Regions from separate parts of the Mus musculus genome. Here regions 1 and 3 are each linked to region 2. Evidence: chromatin loops called from intact Hi-C (ENCODE). Cell type or tissue: left cerebral cortex. All regions are shown on one strand.

Region 1 (8,000 bases), 170 kb after region 2:
TCAGTCTGGCGGTTCCTCAGAAAACTGGACATAGTACTACCGGAGGATCCAGCAATACCTCTCCTGGGCATATATCCAGAAGATGCCCCAACAGGTAAGAAGGACACATGCTCCACTATGTTCATAGCAGCCTTATTTATAATAGCCAGAAGCTGGAAAGAACCTAGATGCCCCTCAACAGAGGAATGGATACAGAAAATGTGGTACATCTACACAATGGAGTACTACTCAGCTATTAAAAAGAATGAATTTATGAAATTCCTAGCCAAATGGATGGACCTGGAGGGCATCATCCTGAGTGAGGTAACACATTCACAAAGAAACTCACACAATATGTATTCACTGATAAGTGGATATTAGCCCCAAACCTAGGATACCCAAGATATAAGATATAATTTGCTAAACACATGAAACTCAAGGAGAATGAAGACTGAAGTGTGGACACTATGCCCCTCCTTAGATTTGGGAACAAAACACCCATGGAAGGAGTTACAGAGACAGAGTTTGGAGCTGAGATGAAAGGATGGACCATGTAGAGACTGCCATAGCCAGGGATCCACCCCATAATCAGCATCCAAACGCTGACACCATTGCATACACTAGCAAGATTTTATTGAAAGGACGCAGATGTAGCTGTCTCTTGTGAGACTATGCCGGGGCCCAGCAAACACAGAAGTGGATGCTCACAGTCAGCTAATGGATGGATCATAGGGCTCCCAATGGAGGAGCTAGAGAAAGTAGCCAAGGAGCTAAAGGGATCTGCAACCCTATAGGTGGAACAACATTATGAGCTAACCAGTACCCCGGAGCTCTTGACTCTAGCTGCATATATATCAAAAGATGGCCTAGTCGGCCATCACTGGAAAGAGAGGCCCATTGGACTTGCAAACTTTATATGCCCCACTACAGGGGAATACCAGGGCCAAAAAGGGGGAGTGGGTGGGCAGGGGAGTGGGGGTGGGTGGATATGGGGGACTTTTGGTATAGCATTGGAAATGTAAATGAGTTAAATACCTAATAAAAAATGAAAAAAAAAAAAAAAGAGTTCTCTTCTCATAACACTAAAATCCCACATTAGAAGTCAGAAAAATAGAAGAGAAAATGTATATACTAATGGCCTGGTGTCATGTTTTTAGAGCTATACTGGATTGTGAGGAGGAGATCTGTAGAGGATCTGGCAGACCTACAGGAAATACACAAAAGCAATGACAGTGATGATGTTTCCCTTGCGACCAATCCTGCAAGATGACATCCCAGTGAAACCCATGGTTGTTTCCTCATGTCCAGAAATTCAGTCAGCAGTTGTCCTTTTCTTTTTTTAAGATTTATTTGTTTTAGGTATATGAATACACTGTAGCTATCTTCAGGCACACCAGAAGAGGTCATTGGATCCCATTACAGATGGTTGTGAGCCACTATGTGGTTGCTGGGAATTGAATTCTGGAAGAGGAGTCAGTACTCTTAATCCCTGAGCCATCTCTCAAGCCCCAATTGTCCTTTTCTTAAAGTTTAAGTATACAGTCAAAATAAGTACATATTTGAGGTCTTCCATTAATATCAAAGACAAAAAATTAGCATACTAGATAGAAAGGATTACCAATAAAGTAAAATATCCATAAATTAATTTCAAAGAAACATGAGCAATAAGAATAAAGTGGAGGACTAGAGAGATTCTTCAGTGGGTAATGGTACTTATCACCAAGCCTAAAAACCTGAGCTCCATCCATGGAACACAGGTGGTGGAGGGAGAGAACTTACTTTCTAAAGTCGCCTTCTTACATGAGGAGAATACGAAACAGGTCAAAACAGGACACAGAAATCACGAATGTTTAAAGAGAACAGGCACTAATTAGTTGCAAGAAAATAAAGTGGTATGGTATGTGGCTCTATGGCAGAACTCATACAATAATAGTTGTAATAATGTAAACATTAAATATTCATCTTGTCAAATTCCAAAGAGAGGAAACATGACATTTTTAAAGCAAAAATAATGGAAATAATGCAAAAGGAAAAGGAAAGTAAGTGAAATAAATGGAAAAAAATTTTTAAAAATTATGGGTGTTCTCTTTGTGAATGTGAAACAGGGTTTAGGAAGCACGGGGTGTAACGGTGAACCTGGCACCTTGGACAAAAACCTGAAATTGTTTTCTCTTTGATAGTGTAAACTGAATTAAAACTTATGCTTCCGTTGATATGTAGGGATTCTTCTGGGCTCTGATTGTTGAATCAGTATCAGCAGCTGCTACCTCTACACTGAAGCCACTCTCTTTAGTTCCTGAAAAGCCTGTCATGTCTCTGGTCAGCTCCTTACCTAACTCACATTATTCCTAATCTCTAGGATTTACGCTATGAATTCTGATGCACAGAGATCTTTGGGTTCTTTTACAAGAATAAACTATATTTTGCTACTTAAACTAGTTTCAAGTATGAATTCCACCTTGAAACTTGTGGTGCTTTGCATCCGGTAATTTGTCCTATGCTGGTTAGAATCTTTGGACAGGCTTAACAACTACAGATAAACTAGTCAGAAACTTGCCATGTGTACACATGAGAAAAGGAATCCTTCACCATTTGCAAGAAAAATAAAAGACCAAGTTATTATCTCACTCAGAAAACAAGGTAACCTCAACATTGTAATTTTGGCTTTTTATTTAAGTCCCACAAAATTTAGAGCAAATGATAAGTCTTAGAAAGGAAGGCATTAGATAGAGTGAAAATTAGAATAGAAGGAAATCTGTACCAATTGGAAAAGAGTTAGAATAAACACAAGGTTTTCCACCTGTCAGGACTTCAGGAATCTACACAGATAACCAAGTTACTCACTAAGAGCCTCAGCTGAGAGAGGGCAGCAACTTGATTGCTCTGATCTTAAAGTTTGTGAAAATTTACAAAATAGCCACGTGTTTTTCTTCTACTTGCAGCTGATTACTGTTTTACAGCACAATGCTGAGCACAGAAGAACACTGGCAATGTCTGTAAAGGACACGTGGCTAAGGAGGGAACAAGGATTGATCTAATTGTGTCAAGACACGCTGTGGTGGTTTTGTTTTGTTTTGTTTTGTTTTTTTCCTCTAAATACAGTTATACTGCAGAGTGATATACCAGTAAAGAATGCACTATGCCCTTCTAAACTTGAATCTAGTTCATTGCTTATGCACTGTGCCGTTGTGCAACAATAAAATAACATTTACTTGGCAAAATACTGAATAGTATTTTTCCTCCCGTACTCTTGGAATGGAAACCAAACAGCGTACTGAGACATAAATGAAAAAGGTACTTAGACTGCCATCTAGTACACATTTTTCTGTATAGCATAAATTCCAAAAATTGTGAATCACATCTTTAGCTTTAGAAATAAGCCTGAGCTTAATCTCAGTTGCCATTTTTACTGAAAGTTGTCAATGGTTTGTCCTTTCCACTCATTGACGTGGAATTGTCCCCATTCTAATTTGTTTGTCAATGCAATAGCACTTCATTTACTTGTCCCAGATATGAAATTTTAATCTGTTAGGGATTTTCTTCAAAGGCCTCATTTAAAATATTCACATCAGTCAGTTATTATCTTTCTGCTGAAAGTTTATGAAGATTTGAGCCAGAATGAATTGGCATTCAACATGCTTTATAAAAGTCACAAATCACAAGAGACTGGAGACCTGGAAGGCACCCAGATATTGTGTTTGAAATGAACAAAACAAAGAAATCTGTCAGAACTACTCTGAACACCTTTAAGATTGGAACTAACACTGGCTCAGTAAATGTCCTAACCGGACATGAGTTAATAATATGTTAGAACCCTGTGGCCATTTAAGAAGAGAACTGAATATCTGGTCCTTGCACAAGGCCTTCGGCTCCTGCAGAACACAGAAGGTGAAAGTTAGCATCAGGGAATAAAATCTTGACTATGGTGTAGACAACCGATCTCAGGTCAAGATAATTCCATTCTATTCAATTTAATTGCATGCATTTTTTTTGCATGTGTTCCTACTATGCCCCAAGAATTGACAATACAATGAGAAACAAAACACCAAATATAAGTCTTTCACAAAATGTTGATGGTATTGTTTCAATACTTAGAAATACTGACAGAGTAAACTGTGACATAGTGGAAAATGCACTTTTGCAGTGTCCTTTTGGAGAGTGGAAATTTTCCTCCCTATTAGAGAAAGGGATTCCTATATTCTATACTGAAAACAACTGCAACATCTTCAGCAGTTTGCATTCAGTCATACCATACCTTCTGAGAGACTTTAATGTAAAAAACATTCTGCATTCCAAAAAGAAACAAAGCATGCGTCCAATCATACTGTGCTTGGCTGAATATATTTTTTATCTCTTTTGATTTTGGAGAATATAAGTACATAATTTCTCCCTTCCTTTTCTCCCTCCAAGTCCCCCATAACCTCCACACCTGTCTGCTTGGTTTCAAATGCATTGCCTCCCTCTTTCATTATTTATTGTTACATAAACATATGCATATGTATATACATGTATGTTCTTAAGTATGCATGATGCTAGTTGCATGTATGTTTTTAGGGCTGATAATGTAGTATTGGATAACCAGTTGGTATGGTCATCCCTCTAGAAGACTGTGTATTCTACTCTCAGCACTGCTTAGTTGACTACAGTTGAGGGTCAAGGCTTCCTAGTGGGCTTCTCCATGTCCACATTAGCATGTCTATTGCCTATACGTGTAAGAAGTTATGTAGTAAGACTTTATGGGTGTGTACCTGGGAGACTCAATTTCACAGTAAACTTCCAGATCCTTCATCTCTTCCTAATTTTCTACCTCCTCTTCTTCAATGCTTCCTGACCCTTGGGTATAGGAGTTGTATTGTAGATATAGCCACCTCTGTGCCCCACAATCCTGACTTTTAATGTGTCTTTCTGTAATGGTTACAGTAGTTGAGGACTGCAATCAAAGGTTCTAGCTTGCTTATGCCACCTGGAAATGTAGAAATAAATGAACAAGTCTTTAATTCAATTAGTTAAACTGTGTTTTTCAATTTTCATCGATCAAATAAAGTACTGTTTGTTGACCTATGATAGAGTAGGCTTCAGTAACCTGTTTCCATGCCTGAGAATCATTTTACTCACCCCACACTGTCTTCTCTTGTTCAATATCCATCATCTGCTGGCCTCTTCACCACACACAAATAGTTCCAGTTAAGTTTATAATATTTTTATTACTATGCATTTCATTCTAGATTCTATATATGAGACAAAATATTACTTGTCTTTCTTAGTTTGGTATAATTGCTTGACAACATGATTTTTCAGTGTAACCTAATTTTTAGACTAAATGATTCACCTTGCTTACTTTGATAGCCAAGTAAAACCCTGTTATGTAAATATATCACACAATGCTGCATCTTTTCACCTGTTGATTGGGATTCAGATTGGCACCTTATCTTGGCTATTATGAACAGAGCTGCAATAAACATAGGTGTGTAGGTCTCTTTGAATATACTGATTTAGAATATTTAAGTATTTAAAATATTGAGTGATATAGTTAGACCACATGATTTTTAGCACCTACACCAATTTACCTACCTACCACCACTGTATAAGACTACACCCATTCTTCACATCTTGTAGTTTTCTTTTTCTTGTTGAGTATTTTTCATCCCTTTTTTCTGCCATTATGACTGAAGTTTCAATGTGTACTGATATGCACAATGGCTTTCTGTGTTTACATTAGATATAACTTTTGATGCATTAAGACTTCTTGTCCTCCCCCACTGTTCAATAAGTCAGCAACTGTATGATAAACATTCAGTTTTAATTGAAAAAGATTTTCTAAAAGAACTATATGTAATCATTCATTCTATAAAAAAAGATGTTTCCAGAAAATATGTAATAATCCATTATTTTATATTTTAATTAATAATTTGAGAAAATAATATGTATTTTGATTATATCCATAGTCCTCAACACTTCTAAGGTATATTACCCATTCCATATTTACAAAATTTGGTGTCCTAATTCATTTATTAAAATAAACTCTATTCTAATTAGTGATGACTATACACTCATAGGTATGAGGCCATCCAGTGGAAAAATGTTCAACCTGCCAGGGACTATACCTTTAAAAAAAGCTAACTCTCCCTATCTGGCAGCTATCAGTTACCAACAACTGCTCTACTTCTCTCTATGGTGTGCTTTTTTTTTTTTAAGGCTTGACTTGGAATTTGTCTAGTGCATGTTCTCACAACCACTATGAGTTCATAGACATAACTGTGTTGTTGTTTCTGGAGTATACTCTTCCATGGCAGTTATATGTAGCATATGGCTCTCATACTCTTTCTACATCCTCTCCTGATATGATACCTAAGCTTGGGAGTAAGGGATATGATACAGATATTTCATTTAGGGGCTGGGTGTTCTTTTTTCTCTTAATCTCTACAGATTTACCAGTTGTGCTTCTTTCTGGTAATCACCATATCACCATGCACGGCAAAATACAAACAAACAGCTTCTCTCGTAAGGTTTGAGAGATGTGCTAGCATATGTACATAGTGATAAATCATTAGGACTCAGATGAACACCATATCCCTTTAGTAAAGTAATAGTAGTAGGTCCTACCTACTGGTTTCTTGTCCAGGAATGCTGCCAGGTATAATTTCCAACTTGTGCAGCATGTTTAAATCCAATTGAAAAATGGTTGGCTACTCCCTTGATATCCATACTACTATTTTACCAGTAAACATATTTTGCAAGCTATGTCTTTATTGTAGCTTGCAAGGTAGTCAGTTGAGTAAAAGTATTATTTTTTTTTTAACCTTTATATAGCACATTTTTGTACTATAAACCTGGCCAGTAGGGATGATGTCAGCATCCTATACCACCTTAATCTCTCCTTGTTTTATGGCTCAGATGTGTGGTATCTTCAGCAATTAGATCTTACTGTCAAGTTCTGGAGGGTAATCAAGAGCAGTGCTACAGCATTTAATATTTTGTGATCTATAGGCCCTAATTAACCAACAAGTCTAATAGTCACCATCAACAGACAAATGGATAATAACAATGTACATTTTTGTGGTGGGTACATTTATATGATGGGATATTGTTCAACTGTTAAGATAAATGAATTTTGCTGCGAAGTGAATGAAAAAGAAATTGTAAGTAAGTTAGTCCAGGCACAGAATGATAAATATTATGTTTCCTTTTATTTGTGGATGTGAGCTTTAGACATGTTGTATTTCATTTGGAATGCTTGCAGAGCTCTGTGATGAGGTCTAATAAGAGCCACCATTAGCTTTAAGATCTGTCCTTTTACATTTTATAATTTCTTAAGAATATTCACAAGTATAAAGGTCTTTTCCTTCCAATGAGATACAAAACACTGCAACTGTAATTTGATATCAAATAAGAAAGCAGTACTGAGCCTTCCGGTCCCCACCAGCACCGGGGTAGCTTGGGTGCTGAGTCTGCAGACACCCGCAAGCTACCCACAGGACCCGCCATGGGGATCTTAGGACCTATGGTGAGTAGAACACAGCTGCTGCTCCAATCCAATCACGTGGGACCTGAGACTGCATTAATTAGGGAAGCAGAAAACACAGCCTGATCAGGGGCACAAGTCCCTACCAGTCCCCGCCAGCACCAGGGTACCTAGGGCATGGAGTCTGCGGACACCCGCAAGGTACACACAGGACCCTCCACGGGATCTTAAGACCTCTGTGAGTGGATCACAACTTCTGCCAGGAGTCAGGTTCGAACACCAGATATCTGGGCAACTTCCCTGCAAGTACAGTGAACACTGAAACTCAGGAGAGAGCTAGTCTCCAAGTTCTGCTGATAGAGGCTAACATAAACACCTGAGGAACAAGATTTAACCAGAGAAAACTACAACAACTAACTCCAGAGATTGGCAAAAGGCAAACATAAGAATCTTACTAACAAAAACCAAGACCGCTCACCATCATCAGAACGCAGCACTCCCACCCCACCCAGTCCTGGGCATCCCAACACACCCAAAAAGATAATCCCTGATTTAAAAG
Region 2 (8,000 bases):
AAAATATCTGAAAGAGAAAATACATAGTTTCCTCTACCCAGCCATGCAACCCAGAAGCAAAGATTGTTTTGGAACTGAAAAACAATGAAGTTCAAGGTCTAGCTGTTACATTTTACAACTTATTTTGCACCAGGCAATTTATTTAAAGATAAAAAGTTCTATGTTTGAGATAAACGAGCCGCCCTTGTGCAATCCGTATCATAAACCACCGTTACAGATTAGGACAATTTTGTGTTAGACTTGTTTCTTTCTCTACAAGAGAATACATGAGTGTGGTAATAGTTTATTGGCACATTTTCTATCATAATTTCCAAGCCATTTCTGTTTCAACTATTTAGAAATATCCAGTATTAAGGAAATACAGTGCTCCATTTTATGTTCTTCTTCTTCTTTTTTTTTTCTCCTAAAAAAAAAATCTCTTAGAAATAAAACCTGTCACTGTATCACTTGTGTCATTTTTGAAACATTGTTCTTCCCTGGATCCTCTTTTAAATTTGATGTGCTACTCAAGAATTAATGTGAAAAACAAAATGTAATTAAATGACATACTGTTTAACAGGTTGGGTCTCTTTGACTGTTTTCCTACCACTGTGAAGACATACTGTACAATTTCGGGAGATACTCAGAACCTAACAACTGTCTATTATCAAATTAATTACTAATATAAAATTCCACACATTGACTTAATATAAAGTTTGGACAAAGTCATGGGTACCCCAGGCTGGAACGCCCTGTGTAGCTAAGGAAGACTTTTAATGTCTGAACAATTTACCTCTATCTCCCAAATGCTGAAACCACAGGTGTGTATGTCACCAGGCCCAACTTAATAGAAACCCTGTGAGAAGCCTTACAAAGTTGTTAATGCTGGAACAACCAGAAACTGTACTCATCACTACCTGGCATGGAATGTTGAGCTAATTTTGTCTTACTTTTGAATCAATTAAGCATTGCAATAATTATGTGTACATGGGCATATTTATCATATATAGTTTTTAACTAACATTTTAAGTAACATATCTATATGTGTACAAATAGGCAAGCATTTAACATTGTTAAAACTCATAAGTAACAATATCTTGGCTTGGGATATTTTTATCAGTCCCATCCCTATGCTTACTTGTATCTAACTTTAGTGTCACTTAACAATCCTGAACACTAATTGGCATTTAACACACTAGCCTCCTCTAATTTCGATAACTTCTTAGATTTAAAAAACATTTTTTTTTACTTGAAAATTGTTGTTGAAGCCTGAAATTCAACTGTTTCAACTTTGTAAAGTAGGATTACAGCCACTACATATTTGCAACATCTTTATTTCTCTGATTATTGTGTAATCTATGCTGATCTGAAGATAGGCATTTGTAAAAGTGATAATTTAGTAGCATTTGATGCTACACAGGCACAGCAGATAAATAATACAAATATATATTCTCTGCATAGAAAACAGGATGTTTCCAATAATTTAACTATAAAACTGTTCACACACACACACACACACACACACACACACACACACACACATCCCTATATGAATATGGGCACTCTACACAATATATAGCTAAATAGGTTAGACATGTGCAAAGGGACGTTATAATGTTTATTTTGTTTTTCTTACTTTTCATTCTGTAGGACTTCAAAGACTTGACAATTTCTTCATGCATAGAGTGCATTAAGATGAGCACCTTACCTTTAACTTGTAAAGCCATTGTATTTTGAAGGTTTAAAATAAAGGAAAACTATTTTTACCTCCCAGTCCTGGTCTAAGCCGATTATCATAACCATCCAGAAGTCTGTCTAGAATTCTTGTAAAGATGGTGATGTTATTTTTAGCCTCATCTTCTTGGATGTTAGCCAGCACCAACCTAAACAGATAATTTTACACATTTGTATATATCATATATGTACATACAGTGTTTGGCTAAGCGCCAAAATGCTCTTTCTCCTTGATCTGAATTTAACTTAATTTAAGGCTCCTTCAGCCATTAGTGACATACATTTCTTTCTCTTTTTCACTCTATAAATAGCACTAAACTTGCTGGGAAGGTAAGTATTCTGTTTCAAAAAAGAAACAGTAAATATCAAAAGAATAATGGTAACACCTTTGAGACTTCTAGCATTTGTTATTCTGTATGAGCTATAATCTTAATGTCTCCTCTTTAGAACACACCATATTTGTTGATTCTCATATGTAGGCATTATCAACAAGATTGCTTTGCAATTAGATGAATGAAATAACTAGAGAAACTTCTGAAGTAATTCTTCAGTGTTGTGACTATTAATTGGAAAATAAACTGTTATCTTGGTGGCACAAAAATTCCCTGTCATTCTTATACATAGCATTCTTGTTCTCTTATGTCTTTCACAGTTTTAGATGAAAGTAATTTCCTCACTTGGGATATACCTCCACCCAATGGCCAAGCATAATATAGACATCAGGGGAACTCCACTGGCAGGTTGCCAAGCTCCAGTGTAGCCAGGAGATGGAGATGGGGTCTGAAGGCAAGAGCAACACACACCCTCACAGACTCTAAGAAGGCCAGGTCCTTTGAGTGGTCTCAGAGAAGTAATAAGGGGCTACATAAAGATAAAAGTGTCCAGTTAGCCTTTCTCTGGTGATAAATTTGTGGCAAGAAAAGGGGTCTTAAAACACCCCTAGCAAAGCTTTAGAGGCAGTGATTTTTCTTCATGATTTCTCCATCATAAAGCCAGAAACCTGATTTTGTGACAGCAATTTGGTCAAATAAACTGAATGTATAAAACAGAGTGTCCCCTCTCATTGCCATTTTTTCTCGGAATGATTCAGAGATTTAAATTACTGTCCCCAAAAAGGAATCATTTATATAATAGAATAAAATACTGCCATGAACATTATTGGGTCAAATATAGAACAGAAAATGAGTAGAGTGATATTTAGTTAAGCTGTCAGCACTGGGTCTTGGGTCTTATTCATTGATAAGTGAATGCCTAAGCCTTTAAAGTCAGGGAGTGTGTGTACTTCCATTCTAGTCAATATATATCATATAAAACATCAGCGACAGAGACCATTTACATTTAAATGAATGCAGAACCAGAAGCTAACAATACTTATAATACACCAAAATTGGCAATAAACTTCAAGCTGGAATTTTGAAGAACAGAGGGAGTGTTGAAGTGTGGACATGAAGATGGACATCTTCAAGTTATGTAAGAATATCAATTCATATACTCTACCTTCAAAAGTTTCTCATTCTAATTTTTAAAGCCAGTCCCTAAGATAGTCACAAGAGTCTAGCTGAAGTGTTTCACCTGAGGTGTTTGTTTCTCAGTTATAGTTCAGATTATCTTTCTAAAGTCAATATTTAGTCATAGATGGCATTTCCCAGTTAAGTGAAGTATTTCCAAACAGATTTCTTTTCTGTTCCAAAATATCTTAAACATTATTTTGTTAGAACTCATAAGGGGAATTATTAAAGAGTAATAGCTACAGAAGAATTATAACAAAATTTGTATTTTAATTTTTCTTGGGTTTAAAACCATTCCCTATACATGCATTCAATGAAATATACCCACTGCTGGTTTTATTTAAAAAATCAGAGAAAACGACAATTAATGATATTACTTAAAGCAATCAAACTAATTTCTGTGTAGATAATAGGCAAAAGAAAATTCACACATTTTAAGAAACCACTCTTTTGGTCATTAACCAACTGAAAAACAAATTATCTCTAAATTAATAAGATGAAAAGTTGGCTCATAAATCAGCTTTTGTTTCGATGTTTGTGATTGTCTAGTTGTGTGCTGCCTCCACCTACAGGTCTCAGACTCACATACCAGTTAGGTTTCCTACTCTGTCTATAGAAGCCCCAGTGGCTCAATACAAAATGCAAAGAAAGAAACAGAAAGAAAAGAAAAAGCCTAAGTTGCCACTTAAATCATTTAGCTGATTTTTTTTTTTCTGTGTGTTCCAAGGACGGCTTAGCTTCCTTACCAGAATTTAGTATAACTATGAACACCTTAACGACAGGCATTCTTTAAACTAATATATCCCTGATAGGGTAGTCGCTTCTTCAATTAAATGCCTCAAATAGAAAAAAAAAATCCCATTCATTTTTGTTGTGTGTGTGTGTGTGTTTGGCTGCTTAAAAAAAAATCAGCAAACTTTTTAGAGTTTCAGACACTTAGTACGACAATTTCCTGTACAATCCATTTCCACTAAAATAATTGATAATTCCTCAAAATACCTAGTCTTTTAAAGAGTGTGGATACAGTTGTGTCACTTAAAAATCATCCTAGACCTGGAATGAAGAAATCAAAAACAATGCTTCACCTGACTGGGTCCCACACCAGAAGAACAAGCAGCAGAGACCATACATTGCATGTGCTCAATTTTGTCTTCATCTTCTTGTTGCCAAAGCTATGGAAGAAAAAACAAAATTAAATTAAATTTGTTCTCATCCTACCAAGCCAATAACCCAAAAGAATTTCATTTCAATTAGGAGGGGATGTTACTCCTGTCTACTAGGTATAGGACTGGATGACAGGCAATGGGAAAGGATTTTTTTAATGGAAAGATTACACCACTAATACATTTTCCTCTGCCTATAACTTCCCCAGTCCCATCCTCTGAAAAAAAAAAAATCGTTATGCACGCATAAAATGACAACCCGGGACTCTAAACTGACACAGTAGCTGATGAAGAAATAGGTTGGAGGAGTGTGTGCGAAAGAGGTGGGGAGATGGATACTCCACGCCTCACCCTCTCAAGGAAGATCACCTCCGCAACGACAGCAGGAAAAAGCTGGCAGCAAGCAGGCTACTTTTTCATTTCTATCTTTTCCTTACAGTTAATTGTGGTACTCACGTCTTCACTTTACTCAACAACAACCACCATCACACCCTCAAAAAAAAAAAAAAATAGAAAATCAAATCCAAATCATTCGCCCTGCCCTTTCACATTTGCCCACGTCCATGTTCAAGAGGCAGCAGGGTGGAAATCAAGTGCTGCGAACTATGCATTTGACAGCTGCTCTGAGCCAAGACTACCAAAGGAGCGTGAGGCTCCGGATCAGACGCCGCTGAGCAGGCAGGCAGCGCTGCCAGTGTGTGCAAAGTTGGAGACTGTAAAAGAGCCGGGCCAGCGTGCAGCCGCCGGACTGGCTCTTGGATTTTTATTGTAGTTGCGAATATACGTTTCTGGGGAGGGACATTGGAATTCGATCTTGGAGGATGGAGAGACTAGGAGAACCTGAGCCTCCGTGTCGAAGGAGCATGAAGAGTGGAGTGGGTTGGTGGGGTGGGGGTGGCATGCTGGCGAAGCAGAGGGGAATGAGCAAAGGTTACCCCCGCTGCCACCAACGTCTGCGACCCTACCTGAACAGCTAGTAGAAGTAGTAGATGTTTTCCTCCAGTGGCTTTGAATCTGTTTCCACAGAAACTTGAGAGAGAGAGAGAGAGAGAGAGAGAGAGAGAGAGAGAGAGAGAGAGAGAGAGAGAGAGAGAGAGAGAGAGAGACTGCAGCAGCCTAAAGACCAGGCAGCAAACGAATGGATGGGCCGGTGGAAGCTGTAGCAGAGAGCTTGAGGAGTCGTGGCCGCGCGAGGAGTAGGCGGCGAAGGCGTCCGTAGTGGCGGTGATGGGCGGAGGAGGAGGAGGAGGAAGAGGAGGAGGGAGTAGCGATCGCAGGAGCCGGGGTGGGGGCGCGGAGGCGCGATGCGCGCAGGCAGGCAGCAGCGGGCACGAGCCCCGCGCCTGGAGGAGGAGGAGCTAGCCCAAGGAAGAGGATTAAGAAGGTTCCAGGGAATAGGGGACCCCTTATCCCCCACCCCAATCCTGGCCAAGCCACCGCCGCCCTCTGGGCACCTGGGGCAGCACAGCCGGGGTAGCGCGGGGCACCACAGTGCGCCTGGGAGCGCCGCTGCCCGCGCCCACACCGCGCTGGAGGAGTGGAGCCCACACCCTGCCTGGAGCTGGAGGCAGTGAGCTTCCTGGTGTAAGGGTTAGGGGGCGGCTGCTGGTGAGTGTGGGTGCTGAACTGTGAATGGTGTGTGTTTGTGAGGCCCTAGGTCCCACGGGCGGCTCCCTGCCGCTCGTCCCCCGACATCATCCCTAGTGGAGCGACGTGGTTGCCTGGAAGAGGTAACGATGTATGGCTCCCACTGGAGGGCGAAGGGGCTAATCACGCCTTTACTTAGTCATCAGCGCATCCACGCAGGACCATGTTAAACGCACGTTACGTGGAATTACACAGCAGGAAGTTTCTTTGATTTCCTTAGCCCTCTGGATGTACCTCTCTTTGCTCAGCGCTCCCATAATTAGGACCAGTTTCCCCTCAAGCTAGGAGGTCTGGAGACTTGCCCAAAGCGGATCAGTGAGGGCCCTATGCTGACCTTACCCTTCAGGAAAACCCCCTGCTTTCTTTCAGCAATGCTTTACCCTAATCTCTTTGTCCAGGCATTCTCCTTACCTGGTGCTCAAGATTCAGTCTAAGAGCTATAAAAAGTTTATGTTAGCCCTGAGCTAAGGAACCTGCTGCCTTCTTTCCATTGCAGACAGGAACGAGATGGAGCAGTTTGAGGTTTTCCCCCCTTTAGGGCTTTTTCTTGGCAGGGACTTGTAATTCCAAACCTATCATACACTTTGAGAATTCTGTGTTTGATCTGTCTGATGTTTCCTTCCGCTTTATCTGGGGCGATAAAATCGAACCGTGCAACATGAACAGAAAAAGAAAAAGGAAACCAATGAAAAAGAAAAGAAAGATGCATTCCTTTTTGTACTGTGCAGGAAACTGAATCTTAGGAACATTCTACTCAGGCAAACCAGAGCCGCTCTTTATCTTTTTTTCTCAGAAGTTTTCATAAATGTGAGACACTATAAAAGGAGAAAAGGGAGAGTGTCCTAAGCTTGTACGACTCTGTTATTTTACATTCAGAGTCAATATGTACCATTTGGTAGTTGAGCACACACACACACACACACACACACACACACACACACACACACACACAAGATTTTTTTTTTACTAGATGATGCAGTTTTCCTAACGGGCAGTGCTAATCTACAGTAAATTTTAGCTTTCCTTTGAAGATTATGGGAAGAGAGGAAGACACTTACAATAGAAATATTTCAGGCTGTTCCTTTTAAACCATAAGCCACCACGTTGCCAATGAGCATTTAACTTCTTAAAACCTAAGCAAACATTTCTTATTTAGCTGACCCTACTAAGAAGAAAGGAGCAACATGCAGCCTTCTCCCCCTCCTTCGTTAATATTCCTTTGCTGGCTTGCCCATTGAAGAGTCTAATTAAAATTCACAAAGATAAAAGACATGCCATTTAAAACCTTGCAAGCAGAGAATCTAGAGCCTTTTACTTGCTGAGAACACTCTGGACTGCCCCTTCCTGCCCCACTCCCATGTGTCCTTTACTGTAAGGAGCTCTCTCACCTTGCCTTTATATCACAGCTAAACTCTTTATATTTTGACCAGGGCAACCATATTTGCCATGTCCCTACAAGATTTCTCTTTCATGAACCTCAGTCTTTGAAAATATTCTGTGCTTGCTTACTGACTGCTATTTTCTCCTCTTGATTCTGATATGGAAAAAAAAAAGATTCTAACTGCCCATTTCCATTTTAAAACTTTTATTAATTGAAGTGATTTTTGGTTTGGTTTGGTATTTTTTAAAGAAAAACAGCTTTGTCTGTGAACAGCCTGATTTAACTTGTAATCTCACTGACATAATCTGCATTTGAGAGGCTTCGTCAGCAGGCTGTTCCAAGTAATTTCTTTCCACCACTTTGTTTCTGTAAAAGTGTATGTTGAAACAGTTCAAATATTTGGATACATATTCACAAGATCTAGAGTATAGCCAAAAATTCTTTTAAATCATAAAATTTCGATCTTTAGTATCCCCCCCCAACCACAGAAAATGTTTTATGATTTCTATTGATGTTGGACACCTGTGGTTACCACTTCAAACCACACTGAAGGAACTGGAAATCAGAAATGCTGACAGCAGATAACAG
Region 3 (8,000 bases), 250 kb before region 2:
TCTCAGAATTGATTTTGGAAACTTAGTTTTCTGTACATCAAATGAGAGCTGAAACTGAAATTGAAATTTGATGATGAAGACCAGGATTATCTCTTAATACCTCCTACATAAGAATATTTACTGGAAATCTTTAATTTAAGTTGTTCCTACAAATTCCCACCCTTCTTGGAAGCTATTTGCTACATGTGACCTTCATTTTCCTAAGACCTCAACTGCCATAATTCAGTTTTCTATCCTACATTGACTCCTTCTTCTTGGACTATACCTTCTTTCTTATACTCCTAAAAAATATAATCCCATGTATATAAATACAAAATGTCTTTGACCTCTGATTGCAGTATGAAGCTTTTCCTTTATTGCTTAGCCCAAAGTCTTTCGTTATACAGAGTGGAGAACAACTGATCTGTAATTTTGTGTTTAGATAATCTAAAAAATTCTTTATCCAGAACTTTCATCAACTATAACATTCTCATTTCAAAATCAATTGATCTCTGGAGTCCTTTCAGTACGTTCAATCATGGAACATTTACATGGTTACCATTGGTATTGTACTAGAAAAATAAGCCTAAAAGCTAGAAACATATAAAAAATCTAATTAACTACCACAATCATAAATTTATTCCTGAAATTACCTAAAATAATATATTTTAAAAGTGGTTGCAGTTGAATATTTTAATATGGAAAACTGAATGCTGCAGTGGACTTTTTAAACCTTTAGAAATGTTTAAATATATTTCTTCAGGTTTCCAAAAATGTAAATTCTCAAAGGTTACAATGGCTTACCTTTTAGAACTGCTAAAATTTTAAGAGATTTTTTATTCCATCTGAACTTGATTATTTTCCTTTTATTTATTTATTTTTCTAACATTACAGAAGTGACATGAAGCTGGTGAAGCATCAACCTAAGTTTTCAAGACGCCACGGCCTCTCCTGGAGGATGAAGCCCAGGATCTATGAGCAGAGCTTTTAGATACAACAAGATAATCAGCTTTAATAACTCAGCAATATGGAAAGCCAATATACTGTCTCTCTTTGCTCTTTATGGAAACTAATGTGGAAACAAGACCTCCCCATTGATTTGATATAAAAAGTAATATAACACAAGTTAGTAAATCTCTAAATAGATGACATTGAAAGTGTATTTTAGAAACTAGTATGCCACTGAAATTCTTATAGACAGAACCTTTGATGTGTTGAGAAGAGAAACCTTAAATTAATGGGGAAGAGAAGAGTAATTTTTATGATCATATATAGTTTATAAGTAGTGATGACAATTTTCTACAAGTGTGCATTGAGAAAATATAAAACTCATCACAACTTTGCCTGCTTTATAAAATATAGCCATAAATGCTCATAATTGAGACACTCAAACCATAGGATAGTAGCAATATTTAGATTTGTTTCAATAAGCATTTGTTAATCTGACAATAGTAATCCAATTTATCTATATAATAATGATAAATGAATTATTTATAAATTTGAACCCTGTAACTTAATTTTCACTCTTTCGCACACACAATAAAAAGGAGATGGTGGTCACATTAGAATTTTTCTCTTCAGTACTACTCAAACTCATGAAAATACCTTTAAATCACAGAATATGACATTTTAAATCTCAGATGTATTGACTATGACTATTTGAAGCAGTCAGGCAGGGTCTATTGCTATCCTACATTTTGTAGATGAAACTACTATAGCCACTGAGTTTAAAGAGATGTGTCAGGTGAAAGCATGCATACAATGAGTCCCCTCCCCACAGCACCTCAGAGCTCTTTACCCTGAGCAACATGGTGAGAGTTTGCGAGCCAGCTACAATGAATGAAATGTGAATCTACTCCGAACGAAGCATGTATTTGGATAGACAATATGCTCTTTGTGAGACAGTATCCCTACATGACTGAAATAGAAATGTGAAGTTATAAAGCTAAAAAGAGCATGCAGGTTGTTACTCCAAAAAAGCACTGAGCCAATCTGAGGTTTCTTTTGCAATCGTATAAAATTACCATTTCTCCTTAAATATCTTCTACTAAACATGATATAGTCAAGGACATAAGCCATTACAACATAGGGTATAGAATGAATCATTCATTACATTGTCTGTACATAGAGAACATTTAAAACTCTAAGGCAAAAGGACAAGCAGAACTGTAATTCTCAAATGAAACCTAAACATACTAAATATCAAATTTTTAATCCAGAAAGGCCAGTGTTGCTTATGCTCATATCCAGTGCTCACATTCTGAGGATATACAGATGTTCAGCTATTGGTAATGACAACAAAAATCCATATACAAAAATTATCTTCATAGTAATTGTGCTTTACTTGGATTCTAAGCAGCAATAAAGCATAGAATACCATAACCTGAATGCAAATTCATTTAAAGCAAATGAAACAATGAATGAAAAGCATAAAAACTTTTAAAGCGTCTATGCCTTAACCAAATGTGACAACATCTTTTATATTCTGTCTCCTTCACAGTCCAAGTGTGAGATTTTCTTTCACTCGCAGGATGACTTCAAAGTTTTGAAAGGCTTTACAGTCCAGTCTTGCTCCTGCCACACTGAAGATTTGTGTACGGTAGCACCACACACAAATACAGCCGAGACATTCAGAGTGTCCTGAAAGACTTTCAAAGTTGTTTCTAAAAAAATAGAGTTATTTCTGATATTTTCTGTGTGTGTATGTATATATGTATATATATACTTATAGCTGATAGATGTATAATCAAACCTAGCTTATAAAAGAACAGCTCAATCAAGAATGTTACCCAAAAACAAATGAAAAAAAAACCATAATATTTGCTTACACACAAACAGCATAAACACCATGCTATCTAACATAAAGTTTCTGAAATAACTTTGTCTTTAAAATGCAGAATCATCTAGAAAGTTCATCAGCACTATTCAATCCCAAATATATTGGCAAAGTCATTTCTACTCCTAATCTCCTTTGTGGAAATGAAGCCTACATTAGTTTATAATCCTGTAGAACTTAAAAACAAATGAACTAACGTCTATTCTTCAGATATAGGCCAAGTTCATGCCGTCTCCAAGTAAGCAGAATCAGAAAATACAATGATGGCAAACACTGCACATGTCCCGGAAAAATGCAAATTACTTGGAATGATTTTTTATTTAAGGAAAAGAAAATGAGAGACAGTTTCAAGTCCTTGAATTTACTCACCAGTTTCCCAGATGCAGGGTTAGTAACAAGAATATCAACCTCACTCCTCTAGTTTGACTCCACAGGAGAGAAGGAGAGAAGAGGAAGGCTTTCCCAGAACCCATCGGGTTCGCTTTTACAGTCCTTCCTCCACTAGCTCAGTCCCCAAGCACAGAGTTTTGCCTCAAGCCTCAGCAACCACACAGTGAGTACAAGGAGTGGATAGGCAGTACACCTCCGAAGCAGGTAGGATGCGACTCCCAGCAGAACTGAGCTACGGAGCCAATCACACCGGGTGGATGCGGCATAAATTATCTCAAAAAGAGTTGGACCAATCAGCGTTCCACAAAGGCGGGGTTTCCCATACTAGAAATCAAGCCCAGTGGGGAAAAGGGCTCCGTTTTTTTGGAAAAGAAAAATAAACCTCTTCTCAGCCCCAGTCCCTCAGAAACATTGGTGTGGTCTTGAGAGTCGGGTTCCCGAGGGAAATGCTGCTTCTACCACTGCCCTGATGTTCTATATCGGGGCCACTACCTCTTCCCTTTCCTTGGCTAAGAATCACTTATTTGTTTATTTTTATCATTTATTTATTTATTTTAATTTGCCTTCAATTGAGAGCCCCAGGTAGTGCCCTGTGGACAGAGCCCAATTGACATTTTCTTCTCTGAAGAGAATACTGTTATTATTTTTTATTATAATTAATTATTGTTACTTAATTTTGATTCCGGACAGTGTCTTGTTTCTCTTTGCAGACAGGACCTGACACAATGCCCTGCACAGATGAGCTCTCTAGAGCTGGGGAGTGTAAAACTCAGTGAATGAAAGAGCAGGCTGGACTCATTCCCGTTAAGCACGTTTCCGTCCCCACCCCCTCCTACTGCCTGCTTTCTAGTGTGCCGGTTTGCAATGTACATCTCTCATCAGTCACTGGAAAATGACAGTAACGGAGAATACCAGGCAAGTACTCTCTTATTTTACAAACACAAAACCCATAAAACTGATTGTACTAGCTCCTTCAGTCAAAGGCGTTGTAACGTTTGACCTGGGTGATCCTGTTGTGTTACCCCTGCCCAAGTGCACTTCATTTGCATTTGTGGAGCTCCTATGTTTGGTTCCTAACTTCAGAGGCTCGGCTCTGAGTTCTCAACAGAGAGCCCAAGGGTTACCATGGCAACCAGAAAGCCTCTGGCAGCTGGAACAACTGTACTGCAAAGACCCGTGGCTGTGGAGAAACAGGCTCAGTGCCCAGCCATCTTCTGCCTTTACGCCTTGCTAAATCCGTGCTTCCCAGGGATGTCGCCCAAGGATGGGGTCCTAGGCTGCATCATTAATCACTCCACACCACCTGGAATTGCCCAAATTCAGAAATGAAGTGAAATGTACCATGTACTCACGTGAGAAGCAAACAGTTTGAAGCAGAAGTAACAGTGCTTGTGCATGCAGGGCGGTAAGGGAACTGTTGCTACAATAGCCACTGAAATCCATTAAAAGAACCGGATGAGCATGGCAGGGCTAGAGACTGATTGACTTTCTCTCTTTGTCTCTCTTCCCTATTTTTTTTTCCTTTCTTTCATGTTGCTCAGAATAGCATATATTGCTGCAAATTTTTTCTTCTTTTTGACTCCTCGTCATCTGAAAATGTGTATTGACTTTCCTCGTTCCTTTTCTCTTACTCCACACTATTTAGCATATTTCTCTTCCATAAAGTATGTTAATTAAAGCAGCTCATATCTAATAATTCAAAGAGTAATTAGGTACATTAGAATAGATTCCGGAACAAGTGCATTTAGGTGGTCCATGATGTCAATAAAAATATAAGTTCTTTTTTTTTCTTTCTGTCATTTAACAGTGTTTGTGAAGGATTATTTAACGGTTTCACAGGATGCACACACACATTCAAGAATCTGATTAAACAGTACAGCAGGAATTAATTCACTTCTAGTACATAATGAATAGCAAACAATTCCTGGTTATTCCATGCATTTGGCTAATATTAAACGGATCTTCTCCACATTCTTATCTAAATATGATACCATCTAATGTTCTATGGCAGTAACCTTATGCTGTCCTACCAATAACTTTCAAATACACCTTGCTCTTCTTTTTATATCTGACTGGATGGTTCTGACAGCAGCTATAAGAAATTAATGGAAAGGAATCGTGAAGGATGCTTCCTTGGATAGTAGCAAGGTGTCTACTTACAGTCACAACTGGAAAAGGTTACTATGATAGGGTTTTGTGTGTGTGTGTGTTTTCCAAAACACAATTTTCCCAATATGTGCTGAGGTATTCCTCTCGAAAATCTTAATATTAGCTACAATGGCTATTTCCAGTTCACTCTAAAATATGCAAAGTAGATGTAAGCACTTTGCAACCTAAAAAAGGAAAAAGACATGATAAGTTTGTGTGTTGGCTGCCACTTGGCAACTTAACTCTTTCTTTTTTTAGACAAGATAAAATGTCCATACAAATATGGTAATTATGGAGCCTAGATTCTGAAGAAAAATCCAAAATGACCTGCTGTACCCTTCAAAGAAACTTCTGGATCTCAGAGCACACACTTAGGAAGAACAGACCATATGTCCTAGTGACTCAAGTCTAGGAGGTGCAAAGTGGCTATCAGTGAAGGACTGGAGAGAGACCATTGTAGGGCTTCTTTTTACTTTAGGACAATTTGTTCACGTGAGATTCGGTAATGTTGGGAGTTATTTCTCCTTGTTGCAATTGTGGAGTGAGGTATGGTTGGAGTGTGTTCTTGAATGTTAGTAAATAGAAGGCTTTTTTTTTTTTTTTTGCTTTGTACTCTGAAATATACAAAAACTCCTCTTACGATGAAGAATTCAAGTGTGAACTCTCAGTAGTGTCAAGGAAAAGAAGGCCTTTGCTCTGAGCGTGGAGGATGGGTAACTAGACTTGACCACAGTTTTAAATATTTTTTCATTGACTGTCATTAAAATCATCCTTTTCTTATGCATTCTTTTGAATGACTGAGCCACAGCCATTGCCTGCAAGTTTTGTGTTGCAATTATCTACTTAAACAAATATACAATGTGTTTTGAGCATATGTTCCCTCTGAGATCATCCCCATTTTTCTTTCCACCAACTATTAAAAAAAAAAAGACAAAAAAAATCAAAACAAACTAAACAAAAAAGTTCTACAAAAGAGTTACCTATACTAAGGTTTGTCAATGAACAAAGAAAGAAAGAGAGAAAGAGAGAAAGAAAGAAAGAAAGAAAGAAAGAAAGAAAGAAAGAAAGAAAGAAAGAAAGAAAGAAAGGGAGAGAGGGATGGAGGGAGGGAGAGAGAGAGAAAAAGAAAGAAAGAAAGAAAGAAAGAAAGAAAGAAAGAAAGAAAGAAAGAAAGAAAGAAAGAGGTAGGTAGAGAGAGAGAGAAAGGAAAGGGAAGGGGAGGGGAGCGGAGGAGAGAGGAGAGAAGAGGAGAGGAGAGGAGGGGAGGGGAGGGGAGGGGAGGGGAGGGGAGGGGAGGGGAGGGGAGGGGAGGGGAGGGGAGAGGAGAGGAGAGGAGAGGAGAGGAGAGGAGAGGAGAGGAGAGGAGAGGAGAGGAGAGGAGAGGAGAGGAGAGGAGAGGAGAGGAGAGGAGAGGAGAGAAGGTGATACAGAGTCAGTTGTGTTGGCCAGAGCATGGAACATGACATGAAGTAGGGTTCATATAACCAGTAACAAACCATTGTTTAATACTGATTTCTCTCTTCCAACAGCTATGAGTTACAAATTTTTTCTTGTCTCTGTGAGCCAACATAATCCCAGGTTAGTTGATTCTGTAGGTATTCTTGTTATATCCTTGAACACTTTGGCTTGCTCAATTCTCTCCCCAACTCTTCCACACAACTCCTCAAGCTCCATCTGATATTTGGCTGTGTGTCCGTTCATCTGCTTCCATTAACTGCTGAATGAAAACTTTCAGGAGACAGTTATACTAGGTTCCTGTCTGTAAGCATAGCAGAGTATCATTAATAGTATCAGAGTTTGCCTTGCTTCCATAGGATTGATCTCAAGTTTGGCCAGTCATTTGTTGGCCATTCCCTCAGTCTTTACTGATCTATATCCCTGTACATCTTTTTGGCAGAAACAATTTTGGCTTGAAGGTTCTCTTTGTGAGTTGATGACTCTTCCTTCCACTGGAAGTCTTGCCTGGCTACAAGAGGTGGCCTTTTATGTCTTGATATCCCCTGCTGCTAGAAATCTCAGCTAGGGTCACTCCATAATCTACCCATAAATTCCCCCATCCCAGAACTCCAGCTGGTCCCAGAGATACCTCCCACTGATTTCCATTCTTACTCCCAGTCCTCTCCAACACCTCTCCTCCACACCTGATTGCCATTGCTCTATTCTTCCTTACCCCCTTTCCCAACCAGTTAACTCTGTCCATTCACCTCTGATAACTATTTTGTTTCCCCTTCTGAGTGAGAATCACACATCCTCCTTTGGGCCTCCCTAATTACCTAGTTTCTTTAGGTCTATAGAGTAGCATGGGTATCTTCAACTTTAAGTCTTATGTCCAATTATAAGTAAGTGCATACCATAAGTGTCTCTCTGCATCTACTCTTATCTTTCCTCAGTGAGGATGAGTACTATCTATTTCTATACATTTGCCTTCAATTTTCAAGATGTCTTTTTTTAAAATAGCTGAATTGTATTCCATTGTGTAGAAGTATCACATTTTCTTTATCCATTCTTCAGTTGAGGGACATCTGGGTTGTTTCCAGCTTCTGGCTATTAAGAATAAAGCTGTTATGAACACAGTTGAACAAATGTCTTTTGGGTATTGTCCAGGAATAGTATAGATGGGTATAGAATTCTAATAGATTTTCAAAGA

The links. Hi-C counts contacts between places; a loop is a spot of excess contacts. Peaks named below come from ENCODE experiments on the same cell type or tissue, not always from the same donor. Only the 100,000 strongest peaks of a DNase experiment are listed, where the experiment ranks them.
Region 1: a loop joins it to region 2, with 4 times the contacts of the local background. A loop is called at or near these places in 5 of 42 quality-filtered maps.
Region 3: it touches region 2 in a loop (3-fold over the local background); 3 of 42 quality-filtered maps call a loop at or near these places.

What each region holds. Positions count from the first base shown.
Region 1 is chr5:71,259,406-71,267,405 of GRCm38, forward strand. No RefSeq gene overlaps it. Among named protein-coding and RNA genes, the nearest start is that of Gabra2, 170 kb to the left of the region's middle. In left cerebral cortex, a CTCF peak has its summit at 3,296; a DNase peak (open chromatin) is centred at 3,132; H3K4me3 peaks cover 414 bases.
Region 2 is chr5:71,090,226-71,098,225 of GRCm38, forward strand. Gabra2 (gamma-aminobutyric acid (GABA) A receptor, subunit alpha 2) reads right to left here and starts at 5,624. Exons shown (of 10, transcript NM_008066.4): 1 at 5,350-5,624; 2 at 4,307-4,393; 3 at 1,747-1,862. The coding sequence starts at 4,377. In left cerebral cortex, CTCF peaks have their summits at 2,406, 3,790 (motif pointing left), 5,868 and 6,096; DNase peaks (open chromatin) are centred at 1,891, 2,452, 3,028, 3,817 and 7 more places; H3K4me3 peaks cover 4,948 bases; H3K27ac peaks cover 3,663 bases.
Region 3 is chr5:70,838,932-70,846,931 of GRCm38, forward strand. It overlaps Gabrg1 (gamma-aminobutyric acid (GABA) A receptor, subunit gamma 1), which reads right to left and starts at 3,686. Exons shown (of 9, transcript NM_010252.4): 1 at 3,185-3,686. The coding sequence starts at 3,288. In left cerebral cortex, a CTCF peak has its summit at 3,406; DNase peaks (open chromatin) are centred at 3,459, 4,076 and 4,318; H3K4me3 peaks cover 1,937 bases; H3K27ac peaks cover 891 bases.